Regions from separate parts of the Homo sapiens genome. Here region 1 is linked to region 2. Evidence: chromatin loops called from intact Hi-C (ENCODE). Cell type or tissue: endothelial cell of umbilical vein. All regions are shown on one strand.

Evidence for each region. Peaks named below come from ENCODE experiments on the same cell type or tissue, not always from the same donor. Only the 100,000 strongest peaks of a DNase experiment are listed, where the experiment ranks them.
Region 1: it touches region 2 in a loop (6-fold over the local background); 1 of 110 quality-filtered maps calls a loop at or near these places.

Annotation. Positions count from the first base shown.
Region 1 is chr18:23,399,401-23,403,400 of GRCh38, forward strand. SLC35D4 (solute carrier family 35 member D4) reads right to left here. Exons shown (of 15, transcript NM_032933.6): 4 at 166-247. Among named protein-coding and RNA genes, the nearest start is that of SLC35D4, 37 kb to the right of the region's middle. In endothelial cell of umbilical vein, no CTCF peak of the experiment used is centred here; a DNase peak (open chromatin) is centred at 2,241; H3K27ac peaks cover 2,096 bases.
Region 2 is chr18:23,300,999-23,304,998 of GRCh38, forward strand. The region is part of intron 14 of SLC35D4 (solute carrier family 35 member D4); the gene reads right to left. Among named protein-coding and RNA genes, the nearest start is that of SLC35D4, 130 kb to the right of the region's middle. RefSeq lists an enhancer at 1,399-2,289. In endothelial cell of umbilical vein, no CTCF peak of the experiment used is centred here; a DNase peak (open chromatin) is centred at 2,353; H3K27ac peaks cover 2,406 bases.

The DNA of each region.
Region 1 (4,000 bases), 98 kb after region 2:
TTCCCTGTTATCTGATTATCTTCAACTCAACAAAAGGGAGTAATAGGTCCCATTATTATCATTATTAAAGTGATTCTTTGCCCTTATTGAGCTGAGGCATGATAAGTTAAAAGGCAAAGGGGAAAGGGAGAGAGGAGTTGTTTCCCCTGAACCTCTAATACTTACCAGTCTGGACAATGCTCTGGACCCAGCATAGATTATACCCACAAACAGCACTGAAGCAGGAAGCCACACAAGAACATGAGATCTGAAAAGAGGGGAAAAAAGCAATAACACTTTTGCCACTTTTTGTTAAGAAAGACCTAGCTGGAAAGGCTGACCCTCCAGATGCATCAACTACAACAACAGAGGCTGTCTAAAAATCCCTGGCAGACTTGTTAAGTGAGATGTAGTCTTTATCGATTGAGTAGTGGAGGCAGATAAAGCCATCCTACCTACAATCCCATCATTACTGATCATCTAGCCTAAGAGATCCCAGAAATGGAAATGGCAAACGCCTTGCTGCAGCTTGGAAGAGAGAACAGATCTGGTTTTTTCCAAGGGCAGTGAACATTATTCTTTGGATTTTAAGTAACCAAAAGTTTTGAATCCACTACAGATTATTAAAAATTGAAAAGGTTATTTACCCAGGCTACACCAAACAGCTCCGTGGAATCACAACAAAAAGAACCAGTTTCAAGGGATGAAATTGAAAAAAAGAATCCCAGAACTTCAGTTGGGTGGCCATAGGCTGGCTTTTTCAACCATTAACCTGGCATTGCTGGAATTCTGGTTCAGGGACCCTTTAAGGACTTCCGAAGGGTACATTTATTTTTCAATTGTAGCCACACCACGAACTGCTTTTCTCTTACAATTTAGAATCAAAATCCTAGTTCTCACACACAGTGCATATCACTGAGGTTGCAACCTGCTTCTCTCATCAGTTAGAAATGCATTTTATTGGCCGGGCATGGTGGCTCAGGCCTGTAATCCCAGCACTTTGGGAGGCTAAGACAGGTGGATCAGTTGAGGTCAGGAGTTCTAGACCAGCTTGGCCAACATGGTGAAACCCCGTCTCTACTAAAAATACAAAAGTTAGCCAGGCATGGTGGTGGCGAGCACCTATAATCCCAGCTACTCAGGAGGCCAAGGGAGGAGAATCACCTGAGCTCAGGAGGCAGAGGTTGCAGTGAGCCAAGATCACGCCACTGCAATCCAACCTGGGCGACAGAGCAAGACCTTGTCTCAAAAAAATAAAAAAAGAAGCATATTCAATCTACTAATTCAAGTTCCCAGAGTTATCCTAATAATGAATAAAAATAAATGAAACCATTCCAGCAGGATATAACATAATAATCCCAACTAACTCAATGAACTGATCTCCTGGAATGATGCCTGCTCAAGAAATGTTCTTTGTTAATTTTATTAGCATGGGCAAGCACTCCATCCAAGATCAGGTCTGATCTGTACAACTTCCTGGAGAACCTAGCATTTAAATGTTTCCAGTCTAGCAAGGGCCTTCAATCCTTACTTGCTGCATAAACTCATTGTGCAAATACTTACAGCAACTTACAAGGTGCTGAGAATTATCATTAATAGCAGCATCACAGGTAACATTTATTGAACACTTGCCACAAACCAAGCACTTTGCTGGTTTTTTCTTTTATATGTTTTAAATGTGTTATATGCTGCATTTTTTGTTTTAAATGTTTTATATACTGCATCTTTCTTAAAGTTGCACAATAATCTTATGAGGAAGGTATTTATTATTATTACCCTCATTGTACAGATGAGGAAACTGAGACAAAGAGTTTAGATAATTTGCCTGCGGTGAGAAGAGCTGGTAAATGGCAAAGCCAGAATTTGAATTGAGGTCTGTCTGGCTCCAAAGCCCTAGCTGTTAAACGCCCATTCATATTTTGCCTTCACGGACCTCATAATCTAATGGGAGACACTGACATACAAATAGATAAGCTGCAAACACTCAGATAATTGACCAAGCAGCCAATTATCTGAGGGATATTCTGTTACACTAGTCGTGCTGTAATAGATGTCAGCACCCCCAACCAAAAGATGAACAGAGAAAGGAAGATCCCATCCTCCATTGCAATGGATCAGGGGTGACATCAGTCAATTGCTATTCTTCTAGGAAGTGGCTTTTCCCACTTGACATTAAGCTCACATGAATCAAGGGAGGCAGGATACAGGCCCATGGCCTGTTGTGCACCAGAAGGAAGCACAGAGCACATACTGCAGGCAGGGCATTGAGGAGGAAGGAGGAGGTGCACTGGGTGAAACGGCAGCTGGCCTCACTGCGGGAGGCCCAGGACTTTGGAATGTAAGGTCAGCGAGGCCCCAGACATGTGTACTCCATGCCCTCTTAAAACAAAGAAAACTGCTGAGTTATATATTCCAAGAGGCATCAGGGTGTTTGAATGGCCATGGATGTGAGGAAAAGAAAACATGCCTAGGGAACACCTTGTATTTTAACCCTCCTACCCAAAAATACAAAGAAATAACTTTAACTAGAAAAGAGATACACAGGACTAGTAGGACCAAACAGACTTGTGGGAAGTGTTAGAGGACAGCGGAGTGAGCCTCTGGCTCCAGACGTGGGACCACCTCCCAGGCACAGGACCCCGGTGCTTGTGTTCTCCGAAGTCATCTCCCTCAGGGGCAACAGGGCCAAAGCAACACACACTCATGGCACTTCAGACACACAGGAGAGGCAGTGGACTGCAGAGCCACCATGCTGTCAGTGTGACGGCTGTCTTTCTCCACCACACACCAACCTAAGACCATAGCCGCTGCTAAGAATACATTTGAATCACTGGAAAAATGGCTGACAAAACAGGTGTGGGCAAGGCAAGTGTGAAGGGATAGGGCAAAAAGGAAAAAGAATTAAAAATCAAAGACTCTTGATTTATATTGTTTCAAAGTACCAAAGGCCTCATTCTACTTTAACCATGTATTTCAATGGAAAATCATAGAGTATATGCTAAGGGTAGTATATGCAAGAAACGGACACCAGTCAACAATCCACACACAAACGAAAAGCCTTACCACAAAATCAGCAAATTAATGCACATTTATATGTCTTTAATTAAAATAAATAGATTGTTTCAGCAAAAGATGATTCCCTAGGCCAGGTGCAGTAACTCACACCTATAATCCCAGCACTTTGGGAGGCCAAAATGGAAGGATAATTTGAGTCTGGGAGTTTCAGACCAGCCTGGGCAACACAGCAAGCCTGTCTCTACAAAAAATTTAAAAATTCAGCTGAGTGTGGTGGGTTGAGACTGTAATCTCAGCTACTTGGGAGGCTAAGGTGGGAGAATCGTTTGAGCCCAGGAGGTCAAGGCTGCAGTGAACCATGATCATGCCATTGCACTCCAGCCTGGGCAGCAGGGGTAAGACCTTGTCTTTTTAAAAAAATATAAAAATAGGCCAGGTGTGGTGACTCACGCCTGTAATCCCAGCACTTTGGGAGGCCGAGATGGGCAGATCACAAGGTCAGGAGTTCAAGACCAGCCTGGCCAATATGGGGAAACCCTGTCTCTTACTAAAAATACAAAAATTAGCTGGGTAAAGTGGTGGGTGCCTATAGTCCCAGCTACTCAGGAGGCTGAGGCAGGAGAATCACTTGGATCTGGGAGGTGGAGGTTGCAGTGAGCCAAGGTCGTGCCACTGCACTCTAGCCTGGGTGACAGAGTGAGACTCCATCTCAAAAAAATAAAAATAAAAATAAGATTCCCTGATTTATGTGACTTTCAATTAACCCACTAATTATCTGACTGACAGAGTCAGAAAAGGGAGCTCCTGTATATATTATTAATGTCTCCTCCACCCCTCAAATACACTGTGTCACATGGGTGGGAACCGTATGTGTTTTGTTCATATAAAATAAATGAAAACACTACATTGATAACTGTTATAAAGGAGACTAAAGGACCATGCTATACAATAAGGGAAACTGACCTAATCAGTGAGAATAGGGAAAGCTTCCCCATATACGTGACGT
Region 2 (4,000 bases):
GCCCTGCGCCTAATGCAGCACTCAATAAATACCGATTCAATGAATAGTTAAACTGTTAATATTTTATCCCCTTTCTGCCACCTATGTAGATGGGAGAAGTCCCAAACTATTTGGTCTAAAAATAATTTGGTCCTAAACTATTTTTTCCTTTTTCTCTCTTCCTCACCGCAATGTGTCTGTCCCATGCTCCATTCCTTGGGGCTCTGCCGAGTGAGTTCATAATCTATTAAATTATGATAAAATTTGAGAGGTAATCAGCAACGTTATTGAGAAGGCCCTTCTTACGTAGAATTTTAAAGAGGAGGTTTCAGATTTTTAATTCAAATGGAGAACTCATAAATTTCAGACACTGTGATCCTGAAGGCATTTTGGAGTGTGATGGGGGGACGTTTTCTTTGCCCCTAAATTCATTCTTTCTATACATAGGTTTGGGCAGCCTCCGTGAAGTTCCTTAAAATTAAAGGGATAAGAAATCTTTACTCAAAGATTATATACGATCATTTTCTAAAGACCCTCAGTGTTGGTGAGGTTTGTGCTAGGCTCAAGTTCAAGTGATCCTCATGGCTGATAAACAGCGATCAATGGCAAGTTCAGTGAATGATGTGCGAAGGGAAAAATGTGATCATGGAATCCTTAGAACAAAGAAGTTGCATTTTGGTTATTCTTTTCTTTCCTTGTGCTTAAACTATTCCAAAGAGAAGGGTGACTCTCCCCATCTATAAAACGGGAGAGGAGAGGAGTCACCATAATTAATTCCACTTGACAAGGATACCGCTCTCAGGTCAGTATCTTTCTCTTTTGTATGCTTCAAATCTCCTTTGCTGAATTTTGAAATAGAGGGAATTAATATTACTATAAAACTGTTAATTAAAAATGAACAATTAAATAGAAATCTGGATATTTAAATTACTGGGCTTGAAATAGATTGTTTTCATAATAATTGGCTGGATGACAGCAGTTGTTTTTAATTAAAGACTTTAAAAATATTGAGTACTTCGGTTTATAATTGTTCTTGGATACAATATTTTGAAGGCTGGCCACTCAGTGTTGATTCAGCAAGTATTCAACACTAGGCCTAGAGATGCAAAGGTGAATGAAACACACCCTTTCTCCTAGAGCTGCTCACAGCCTGGTGGGAGAGATGGCGCCAGCCACCTGTCACTCGCCAGCCACCTGTGCAGCAAGTGCCTACGGAGCCAGACACAGACACAGAGGGGATGGGAGGAGCAGCTGAGGACCTGACACTTGAGCTGATCCAAAGCTCTCATTCGATGAGCAAGTTCCTTAAGATCTTGCTGAAATTTCAAATGGAATTTTCTCCACTAGCCCCCATGAACTTTAGACCAGTGATTCTCAACTGGGGTGGGACTTTTGGCAATGTCGGGGATGTTTTTCATTGTTACAATTGAGGGGGTGCTACCGGCATCTAGCGAGTGGGGTTCAGGTTTGCTGCTAGACATCCTACAAGGCACAGAACAACCCCTCAAAACAAGGAATTATCAGTCCCAAATATTAATAGTGCTTTGGGTGAGAAGCCCTACTTCAGATGGCCTACTTTGTGTAGCTAAGCTGTTGTCCATCCAAGGAGGAGGATAATGACATATATATTTGAACACTTATCCCCTACATGGTGATCTCCCTGGAGTCAGGGAATGTGCCTTGCTTCCTTCTGTAGTCTCAGAGCCCAGCCCAGCCCTTTGGTGGAATGCACGAATATACAAATATATGGATGCAAGGCTACTGGCTGGAGCAGGGTCCTCCAGTCTCAGCCAGCCAGGGTGGTGGAGGCCATGGTGGATTGGAGACCACACGCCAACGTGAAGAGGCAGCCTCTATTCATTCCAGCAACTGCTGCTGTGTGCAAATGCAGGCCCAACATTAACAGCTGCTCCACATTTTCAAAAGAATCTGGAAATCTGGATTTGTATGAGGAAATCACCCGATTTCAAAATGGTGATGACTAACTTAAAACTTGAAAAGCAAATGAGAAGAAATAGTAACTATACCAGCACACACAATAGGTCCAAACAAAATAGGCCTGCAGCCTCTGCCCTTTGTGACTTCTGATCAGTTTAAAGTCCCATGCCACAGGGATCAGCCACCGCCCCTGCCTGGGCTCTGAGAGCTGGTCACCCAGCCACGCTTGAACACGCCTAGTATATGGACAAGGCAGAACAGCTCTGTGCAAGACACAGAGCTGAAGCACAGTCCACTCTTCTGGTGGTTCACTTTGTGGTTGGAAAATTCCTTCAGGCTGAAAACACACCATCTTTAACCTCAGGAGTCCTCAAAAATCAGGAAATTCCAAAGTCAAGGTTCCTTTTGCAATAATCACACATTCTGTTTCCTTAATTTGCGAACACACAGCCTTTCTTTCCATTTTTCTCAGGGCATACCATAAAGTTCACAGGATGTGAAACAGCCCAGAGACAGCCTCTTACAGACGCCTGCTTCCTTACTATTCCGACTCAGCATTTCCTCACACTGGAGAGCTGTCTTACTCTTAGCTCTCACGTTCAGTTCAATACCTGGGTTTCTTTGGCTCATTTTGAAATTCTGTACAAAATGTGGTCAATGCAGGCTTACTTGTAAGAGAGAAAGATATTGTCAAGAATTTAGGGGCTGGGCGCAGTGGCTCACGCCTGTAATCCCAGCACTTTGGGAGGCTGAGGTGGGCGGATCACTTGAGGCCAGGAGTTCGAGACCAGCCTGGCCAACATGGCAAAACCTGGTCTCTCCTAAAAATACAAAAATTAGTCGGGCATGGTGGCGTGTGCCTGTAATCCCAGCCATTTGGGAAGCTGAGGCATGAGAATTGCTTGAACCCAGGGAGATGGAGGTTCCAGTGAGCTGAGATCGCGCCACTGCACTTCAGCCTGGGCGACAGAGCAAAACTCTATCTCCAGGAAAAAAAAAAAAAAAAGAATTTAGGCTAGTCTGGGAGTGGTGGCTCCCTCCTGCAATCTCAGCACTTTGGGAGGCTGAGGCTGGAGGACTGCTTGAGGCCAGGAGTTTGAGATCAGCCTGGGCAACATAGAGAGGCCCTGTGTTTAAATTAAAAAAAAAAAAAAATCATCCTGGCTAACACGGTGAAACCTCGTCTCTATTAAAAAAATAAAATACAAAAAATTAGCCAGGCACGGTGGCGGGCACCTGTGGTCCCAGCTACTTGGCAGGCTGAGGCAGGAGAATGGTGTGAACCCAGGAGGCGGAGCTTGCAGTGAGCCGAGATTGCGCCACTGCACTCCAGCCTGGGTGACAGAGTGAGACTCCGTATCAAAAAAAAAAAAAAAAAATTAAAGAATTTAGATAAACACTATGAAAGTTAAGGATACAGAAATTTGGGGAAAAGTCTCAAGAATTTATATATATATATATTTATATAACATATCATTATATATAATTATATATAATTCATATAATAAAATGTAATATAATAAAATATATATAATTCTTGTTATATAATAACATGTAAAACAAGAATTATATATAAATGACATTATATATCTATCAATTATATATAACATATATATAAAATACATATATTCTCTTTATATATAGAAAGAGAGAGAGGGAGAGAGAGACGCATGTACACATATACATATCTCAGGATATAAAGGTTTCTTCTCTGGGCAGCTGGATTTTGGGATGTCAACCTGCCTACCATTTGTGTCACCCCTCCCCAGAAGGACAGGTGCAGAGGAAGAGGGGGGAGGAAGATTAGCTCCCTGCTTCAGAGCCCCAGTTCTGGTTACAAATCACTAAGTCTCCACTGGCTGCCCTGTCTTCCCAGGTGAGAGGGGTCCAGTCCTCTTCCATCCCCCAACTCTCAGCCCAGCTAAGCCTCTTCCTCTGCATAAGGCCCAGTTCACACCAGCTCCAGGGGCATCTTCCAAACACTCCTGGCCTCTCTCCCTTCTTCAGTCTTCTTATTCACTGGGCATTAACACAGTTACTATCTGATCCATCCAATGAATTAGCTTTCTGATTTGCCCTTCCT